Regions from separate parts of the Homo sapiens genome. Here region 1 is linked to region 2. Evidence: chromatin contacts called from ENCODE Hi-C or POLR2A ChIA-PET data. All regions are on one chromosome and are shown on one strand. The core of a region is the stretch at or near the end of the contact, and the rest is flanking DNA. Distances in the headings are between cores, read along the strand shown.

Region 1 (3,803 bases), core at 876-3,375, 50 kb after region 2:
GAATAATATTATGGCCAAGCTGTGAGTGCCAGGTCAGCTTCTGAATATCAGGGGCTGCTTTTTGCCCTCTTTCTCAATAATAAACAAAGAGAACATATAAACAAAATATATAGAGAAAAAGAAACACAACCCCACAATAAAATGGGCAAATTGGCATAATCTTATTAATGTGAATACCTGCTTATTTTATAACCAGCAATTCCACTCCTATGTATCTATCTTAGAGATTTCTAGCAAGTTCCTAGGTGATGCTGATGCTTTGTGAACCACTGTCCTACAACAGGGTTTTTCAGCCTCCACACTATTAACATTATAGGCTGGATCATTTTGTATAATTTAGGCTGCTCTGTGCATTTTAAGATGTTTAGCAGCATCCACCCTCTTAATTCTAGTAACACTCCTGAGTTCTAATAATAAAAGTGTCTCCAGACATTGCCAAATGTCTTCTGGGTTTCAGGGGTGGGTGGGAATAGCAAAATTTCCCCCATCTGAGAATTACTGCCCTAGAAAAAGTCTTGGTCCTATACACTAGGAAACATTTATAGGTGTTCATAGCAACTTCATAGAAAAAAACCTGAAAATAAGCCAAATGTCTTTCAACAGGTATATACACAAAACAGAATATTATACAACAATAAAAATGAGTGAATGATAGCTATACATTGGATGGATGAGTGAAAAAAGCAAGTCAAATAATATCCTCAAGAAATAATGCTATTTTATACAACTTTTACTTTTTTATTTTTCTTTTTTCTTTTTTTGATGGAGTTTCACTCTTGTCACCCAGGCTGGAGTGCAATGGGGCATCTTGGCTCACTGCAATCTCTGCCTCCCAGGTTCAAGCGATTCTCCTGTCTCAGCCTCCTGAGTAGCTGGGATTACAGGCACCCACCACCAAGCCTGGCTAATTTTTTGTATTTTTATTAGAGGTGGGGTTTCACCATGTTGGCCAGGCTGGTCTCGAACTTCTGACCTCAGGTGATCCGTTCACTTCCATCTCCCAAAGTGCTGGGATTACAGGCATGAGCTACCATGCCTGGCCTTTATAAAACTTTTGAACAACGGAAACTGAATCCACTAGATAAGGATTCCTAGGTATGTGGTAAAACTATACAAACACTTCTCTACTTACAATGTGGTTACCTCCTGATAAACCCATCATAAGTTGAAAATATCCTATGTCAAAAATACATGTAAAACACCTAACCTACCAAACACCATAGCTTAGGCTACCCTACCTTAAACATGCTCAGAACACTTACATTAGCCTACAGTTGGGCAAAGTCATCTAACATAATAAGGTGTAATAAAGTGTCTAATATACCCTGTAATTTATTGAATACTGTATTAAAAATGAAAAACAGAATGGTTGTATGGGTACTCACAGCATGGTTTCTACTGAATGCATATAGCTTTTGCATCACTGTAAAGTTAGGAAATCAAAGAGAAACCATCATAAGTCAGGGGTCGTCTGTAAAGATAGGCACTAGAAAGGAGAGTGGTTAACTCTTATGTGAAGTTCATACAAGTGGGAGCCTTTTTGGTAACCAACAGAACTGATTACCACATAGTCACACTGTATGAATTAAAACGAAGGCCCGGGATGCACATTGTGTCTCACGCCTGTAATCTCAGCACTTTGGGAGTGTCACTTGAGGCCAGGAGTTCAGGTTACAGTGGACTATGATTATGCCACTGCACTCTAGCCTGAGTAACAGGGACTCAAAAATTAAATTAAAACAATAAATAAAATAAATAAATACAAATAAAATTAAATACAGAGGTTCTCAGAATGTGGTCCTCCCCACCACCACCAGCAATATTACCATCATCTGGGGACCTGTTAGAAATGCAAATTCCCAGTCTCCTTCTAGATCTATTGAACCAGAAGTTCTGGAAGTGGGGCACAGCAATCTGTGTTTTATCCAGCCTACCAGATAATTTTGATACACACCAAAGTTTGAGAACCACTAGATTAAGGGATGAGTTTTACTGGGGAAAGGGGAAACTTACAAAACCAAGAGAAAACACAGGTTTCCCCCTTCTCCCATCATCCCAAGGAGCAGCATGCTGGGGCCAGAGTAGTCTGCTGGATCCATGGTGTGGGTTTGCATAATAGGAGAGGAATCCCATCCTCTTGTTGCTCTCCTATTTATAGGGCACACACAAAAAGAATTTTGTCAGTAAGGAAACTACTAGAGCACCAGGCAGTCTGTTTACAGGCATTTATTTGTTTGTTTGTTTGTCTGAGACAGACTCTCACTCTGTCGCCCAGGCTGGAGTGCAGTGGCACGATCTCAGCTCACTGCAAGCTCCACCTCCCGGGTTCACGCCATTCTTCTGCCTCAGCCTCCCCAGTAGCTGGGACTACAGGCGCCCGCCACCATGCCCGGCTAATTTTTTGTATTTTTAGTAGAGACGGGGTTTCACTGTGTTAGCCAGGATGGTCTTAATCTCCTGACCTCGTGATGCGCCCCCCTCGGCCTCCCAAAGTGCTGGGATTACAGACGTGAGCCACTGCGCCCGGCCCGATAGGTATTTTTTGAAAAAGCCCATTATCCAGTATCTGGAGACCTTGGGTCAAACAGAAAGTTGTTGGAACTTGTGTTGGAAGAAACTGTCCATCCCATGAAAAGCTGAGTTCAGGTGTAGCCCCTCCAACTGTGAGCCAGAAGGTCCAGGTCCCACTGGCTGGTTGCCCAGGAAAATCCAGAGAAAACACCCAAGGTCGTTTCTGTTTGATTCTGGTCATTGCATTAAAGCGTGCAATCAGAAAGCATGAAGGAGACTGACAGGTGTATTAGTCTGTTCTCACGCTGCTAATAAAGACATACCCAAGACTGGGTTATAAAGGAAAGAGGTTTAATTGACTCACAATTCTGCAAGGCTGGGGAGGCCTCAGGAATCTTACAATCTTGGTGGAAGGGAAAGCAAACACGTCCTTCTTCACATGACCGCAGCAAGGAGAAGTGCAGAGCAAAGTAGGGGGAAGCCCCTTATAAAATCATCAGATCTCATGAGAACTCACCCACTACCACAAGAGCAGCATGGAGGTAACTGCCCCCATGATTCGGTTATCACCCACTGGGTCCCCACGTTGGGATTATGGGAACTACAATTCAAGATGAGATTTGGGTGGTGACACAGCCAAACCATATCACCAGGTTATTTTTTTCCTCTCTCTGTAATTTTCAGTGATAGATTTATACTTATTCCTTTTATTATTAATAGTTTATGTATGTAAATCCATAAATTATTTTGTTTGTAAAAAATATTACAAGTTTAAAGTAAAAATTTCAAAACAATCTCTATAGTACACAAGCATACTTATTTCCTTATTTCATATCCTGAGGTTCTTAGAGAGTGTAAGCATACATTATGGAGCAAAAATTAAGTATGATTTACTATTCGTAACCTAAAATTAATTACCTATAATTTTATTTACTTTTGATGTGCAAAATTCGAAATTTTGCCATTGGAAAAGGTTGCTTTCTATGTTTTCTTAACACCACTTTGGAACTTTAAAAGGCATTTAAAAAAATCCCTCATTCTAGTAGCAAGATCACTTAGGTCCACCTTAAAGGTTTTTCTTTTCTTTTTTTTTCTCTAGGAATTGAAATTCTCCAAGAACTTTTAGTTCTATTTAGTGGAGAATAGCTTTACAGACCAAACTCTAGGCACTAGGTGTTAAATGCATTAGTTATTTTACTATTTTAAATTTGGGCTTTCGGAAATGATAATGTGATTTAAAATTAAATGAGAATATCTAGGTAGAGGTCATGTAGAATGTGAAGTGACCCTGC
Region 2 (3,946 bases), core at 946-3,445:
ACCTCAGGTGATCTGCCCACCTCGGCCTCCCAAAGTACTGGGATTATAGGCGTTAGCCACCATGCCCAGGCTCTAAATGACTTTTCAATATGCCAAGCCTCACTGTTAAAGTTGTAAAGACATATGACCTGGTGGAAATAGCACAGGTTTCAGATGCAGACCAGATCTGGGTTCAAATCCCACAAGTTTACTTATTCATAGTTATTTTTTTTTTCTGAACATCTATTTCCTCTAAAATAAGAATAGCAGCACTTAGACTGAAGTGTTGTGAAGACTGAGTGACCCAAGCAATAAAATCCCCTGGCACATAGTAGTCACCTAATAAATGTTAATTATTATTATTATATATGTGATTTTACACTAAAATGTTAAATTTATAGGAATTCAATAATGACTTATGTAAGGAAAATACTAAATATTTCTTTTTTTTTTTTTTGAGATGGAGTTTCACTCTTGTTGCCCAGGCTGGAGTGCAATGGCAAGATCTCGCTTCACTGCAACCTCCACCTCCCTGGGTTCAAGCGATTCTCCTGCCTCAGTGCCTCCCGAGTAGCTGGGATTACAGGCACCCACCACCACGTCCGGCTAGTTTTGTATTTTTAGTAGAGACAGGGTTTCTCCATGTTGGTCAGGCTAGTCTTGAACACCCGACTTCAGGTGATCTGCCCGCCTCAGCCTCTCAAAGTTCTGGGATTACAGGCGTGAGCCACTGCATCCGGCGGAAAATGCATCCAAAACAAAGTTTAATATTCTAAAATTAGATAAAACCAAACTCGTAGCTTTCAGTATAGAATTATATTCATTGGGAGATAGGAGGGAAAATGGCAGATCGGAGACAGGATTAACATGCAGCTGCCACCTGGATGGACAGAACAGCATCTGGAGACTCACAATGCGAACTTTTACTCCAAGAATCACTTCAGGAACACCGCAAGAAACACTGTAGGAAAACTGAAAGAATTCACAGACCCTTTGAAAGAAGTGGTTCGCTGCTGCAAATGCCATGAAACAGCTGAAAAACCGTGAGTTCCCAAAGTGTGAGGGAAGAAAAGGTCAGTCTCTGAACATACATCCCCACTGGGGAACCTGAAAATCCAGATCACAGGGGAAGGATTTAACTTTACCCTGAGCTGAAATAGATTTAGGTAGCTGAGCAAAATATGAAAGTAGAAGAAGCAGCAGGAAGAGCCCTATAGGTACTTCCATCCCCAGCTGGAGTCCAAGGAAGCCATTCCTGGCGTGATCTCACAGAGGTCCTTGGAGACGGGAAGGCAGCCAGTGGAATTGGGGCAGGACCACAGGGTGAAGGAAGCTTGTAGCTGAACTTTGTAATAATTTTGACTGAGCAGGAATTTTCCTAAGCAGAAATTGGTGGCAGAGGGGGCAAATGGGAAGTACAGATGCGAGTGCAGAAGCCACAGCCAATAGTGTGGGCAGGCAGGGACTGGTGAGGCCTAACAGCCCTCTTGCTTTCTCAGTGGCAAGGCTTATAGTCTGGGGCAAGATCTCAGCCCTGCTCACCAACTGCCTGGATATAAACGCAGTGCGGTTGGGGTGGCATGGCCAGAGTGAGACTGGCCTTGGTGGCTGCCTGGGAGCTAGGTGAGGCCTGTCACTGCCAGCTTTCCCCCACCTCCCTGGTGACCTGTATAGCACAGCAGAGGCAGCCATAATGCCCCTGGGAACATAATTCCATTGGCCTGAGAATCCCCTCCACCCCCACTGTGGCCACAGCAAGCCCCACCCAAGGGGAGCCTGAGCCCAGACCCAACTAACCTTGCCCCCACCTGATGGGGCAAGGTTTTCTCTACCTGCTCTATGGCCCTGCCCATCACCTGAGAAACCCGAGTACTTGTCCCGGCCAACATCAAGATTATATCTCTCTTCTATACTGCAGCTGGTGCCCTCTTGAAAGTGCCACCTCCTGGCTGGAGCCCAACGAACTCAAGCCACCATAGCAACTCATAACAGAACAACCCTGCTCCAAAGAAGGAGAAAACAACAGCTAATTCCACTTCCTGCAACACCCTGTCTAGCCAGAGGTCCTGAATCTGTCCACGTGACAACTTCACTGCTTACATAACCAGTACTTGAAGTGCACTAAACAAAATTACAACAAAAGACTCCAACAGAATCCACTTCACTCACCTGCCACCACCAGAACAGGTGCTGGTATCCACGGCTGGGAGACCTGTGGATCACATCACAGGGCTCTTTGCAGACATTCCCCAGCACCAGCCTGGGGCCCAACTGGGTGGCTAGAAATAGAAGGGCAATAACAATCACTGCAGTCTGGCTCTCAGGAAGCCCCATCCCTAGTGGCAGGGGGAGGGCACCACATCAAGGGAACACCCATGGGACAGAAGAATCTGAACAGTAGCCCTTGAGTTCCAGATCTTACCACTGAAACAGTCTACTCAAATGAGAAGGAACCAGAAAAGTAATTCTAGTAATATGACAATACAAGGTTCTGTAACACCCCCAAAAGATCATACTAGCTCTCCAGCAATGGATCCAAACTAAGAAGAAATCTGTGAATTGCCAGATAAATAATTCAGAAGGTTGATTATTAAGCTCCTCAAGAAGGCACTAGAGGAAGGTGAAAATCAACTTAAAGAAATTTTTAAAAAAAGGAGGATATGAATGGAAAAGTCTCCAGAGAAATAGATATTATAAAGAAAAAATAATCAAAACTTCTGGAAATGAAAGACACACTTAAAGAAATGCAAAATACACTGGAAAGTTTCAACAATAGATTTGAACAAGTAGAAGAAATAACTTCAGAGATCAAAGACAAGGCTTTCAAACGAACCCAATCCAACAAAGACAAAGAAAAAAAGAATTTTAAAAAATGAACAAAGCCTCCAAGAAATCTGAGATTATGTAAACAAGCAAACATAAGAATAATTGGTGCTCCTGAGGAAGAAGGGAAATCTAAAAGTTTGGAAAACATACTTGAGGGAATAATCAAGAAAAACTTCCATGGTCTTGCTAGAGATCTAGACATCCAAATACAAGAAGCTCAAAGAACACCCGGGGAATTCATTGCAAAAAGATCATTGCCTAGGCACATAGTCATCACATTGTCTAAAGTAAAGATGAAAGAAAGAATCTTAAGAGCTGTGAGGCAAGGTCAGGCACAGTGGCCCACATCTGTAATCTCAGCACTTTGGGAGGCCAAGGCGGGTGGATCACGAGGTCAGGAGTTCGAGACCAGCCTGGCCAACCAAGATGGTGAAACACCATCTCTACTAAAAATACAAAAATCAGCCAGGCGTGGTGGCAGGTGCCTGTAATCCCAGCTACTCAGGAGGCTGAGGCAGGAGAATTGCTTGAACCCGGGAGTTGGAGGTTGCAGTGAGCCGAGATCACGCTACTGCACTCTAGCCTGGGTGACAGAGCAAGACTCTGTCTCAAAAAAAAAAAAAAAAAGAGCTGTGAGGCAAAAGCACCAGGTAATCTATAAAGGAGAACCTATCAGATTAACAGCAGATTTCTTAGCAGAAGCCCTGCAAGCCAGAAGGGATGGGGGTCCTATCTTTAGCCTCCTTAAACAAAATAATTATCCGCTAAGAGTTTTGTATCCAGTGAAACTAAGCTTCATAACCAGAGGCGAGATAAAGTCTTTTTCAAACAAACAAATGCTGAATTTGTCACTACCATGCCAGCACTACAATAAATGCTAAAAGGAGTTCTAAATATTGAAACAAAACCTCAAAATATACCAAAATAGAACCTCCTTAAAACATAAATCTCATAGGATCTATAAAACAATAACACAATGAAAAAAAATAAGGTACAGCAACAACTAGCATGATGAATAGAACAGTACCTCACATCTCAATACTGATATTGAATGTAAATGGCCTAAATGCTCCACTTAAAAGATACAGAATGTCAAATGGATAAAAATCAACCAACCAAGTAAGTCTTTTAACAGACTTGC

Evidence for each region. Hi-C counts contacts between places; a loop is a spot of excess contacts on that map. ChIA-PET counts read pairs that join two places held with the same protein, here RNA polymerase II (POLR2A). Pooled maps may share reads with other maps.
Region 1: a loop to region 2 is called in a map of GM12878, with 3 times the contacts of the local background. The contact joins the promoter of DNAAF4 here to the enhancer-like site in region 2. A Hi-C loop is called at or near these places in 2 of 168 maps with a recorded cell type or tissue (GM12878 and posterior cingulate gyrus) and 1 of 50 pooled maps. POLR2A ChIA-PET finds 5 or more read pairs at or near these places in 3 of 52 experiments (CD8-positive, alpha-beta memory T cell, WTC11 and activated CD4-positive, alpha-beta T cell).

The regions. Positions count from the first base shown.
Region 1 is chr15:55,506,109-55,509,911 of GRCh38, forward strand. DNAAF4 (dynein axonemal assembly factor 4) reads right to left here and starts at 2,126. Exons shown (of 10, transcript NM_130810.4): 1 at 2,014-2,126.
Region 2 is chr15:55,455,661-55,459,606 of GRCh38, forward strand. All of the region lies in intron 5 of DNAAF4 (dynein axonemal assembly factor 4), which reads right to left. The region is part of intron 4 of DNAAF4-CCPG1 (DNAAF4-CCPG1 readthrough (NMD candidate)); the gene reads right to left. Among named protein-coding and RNA genes, the nearest start is that of DNAAF4-CCPG1, 41 kb to the right of the region's middle. Within about 2 kb of position 2,196, at least 2 of the 41 ENCODE cell types and tissues checked have a DNase peak (open chromatin) inside an H3K27ac peak, as active enhancers do.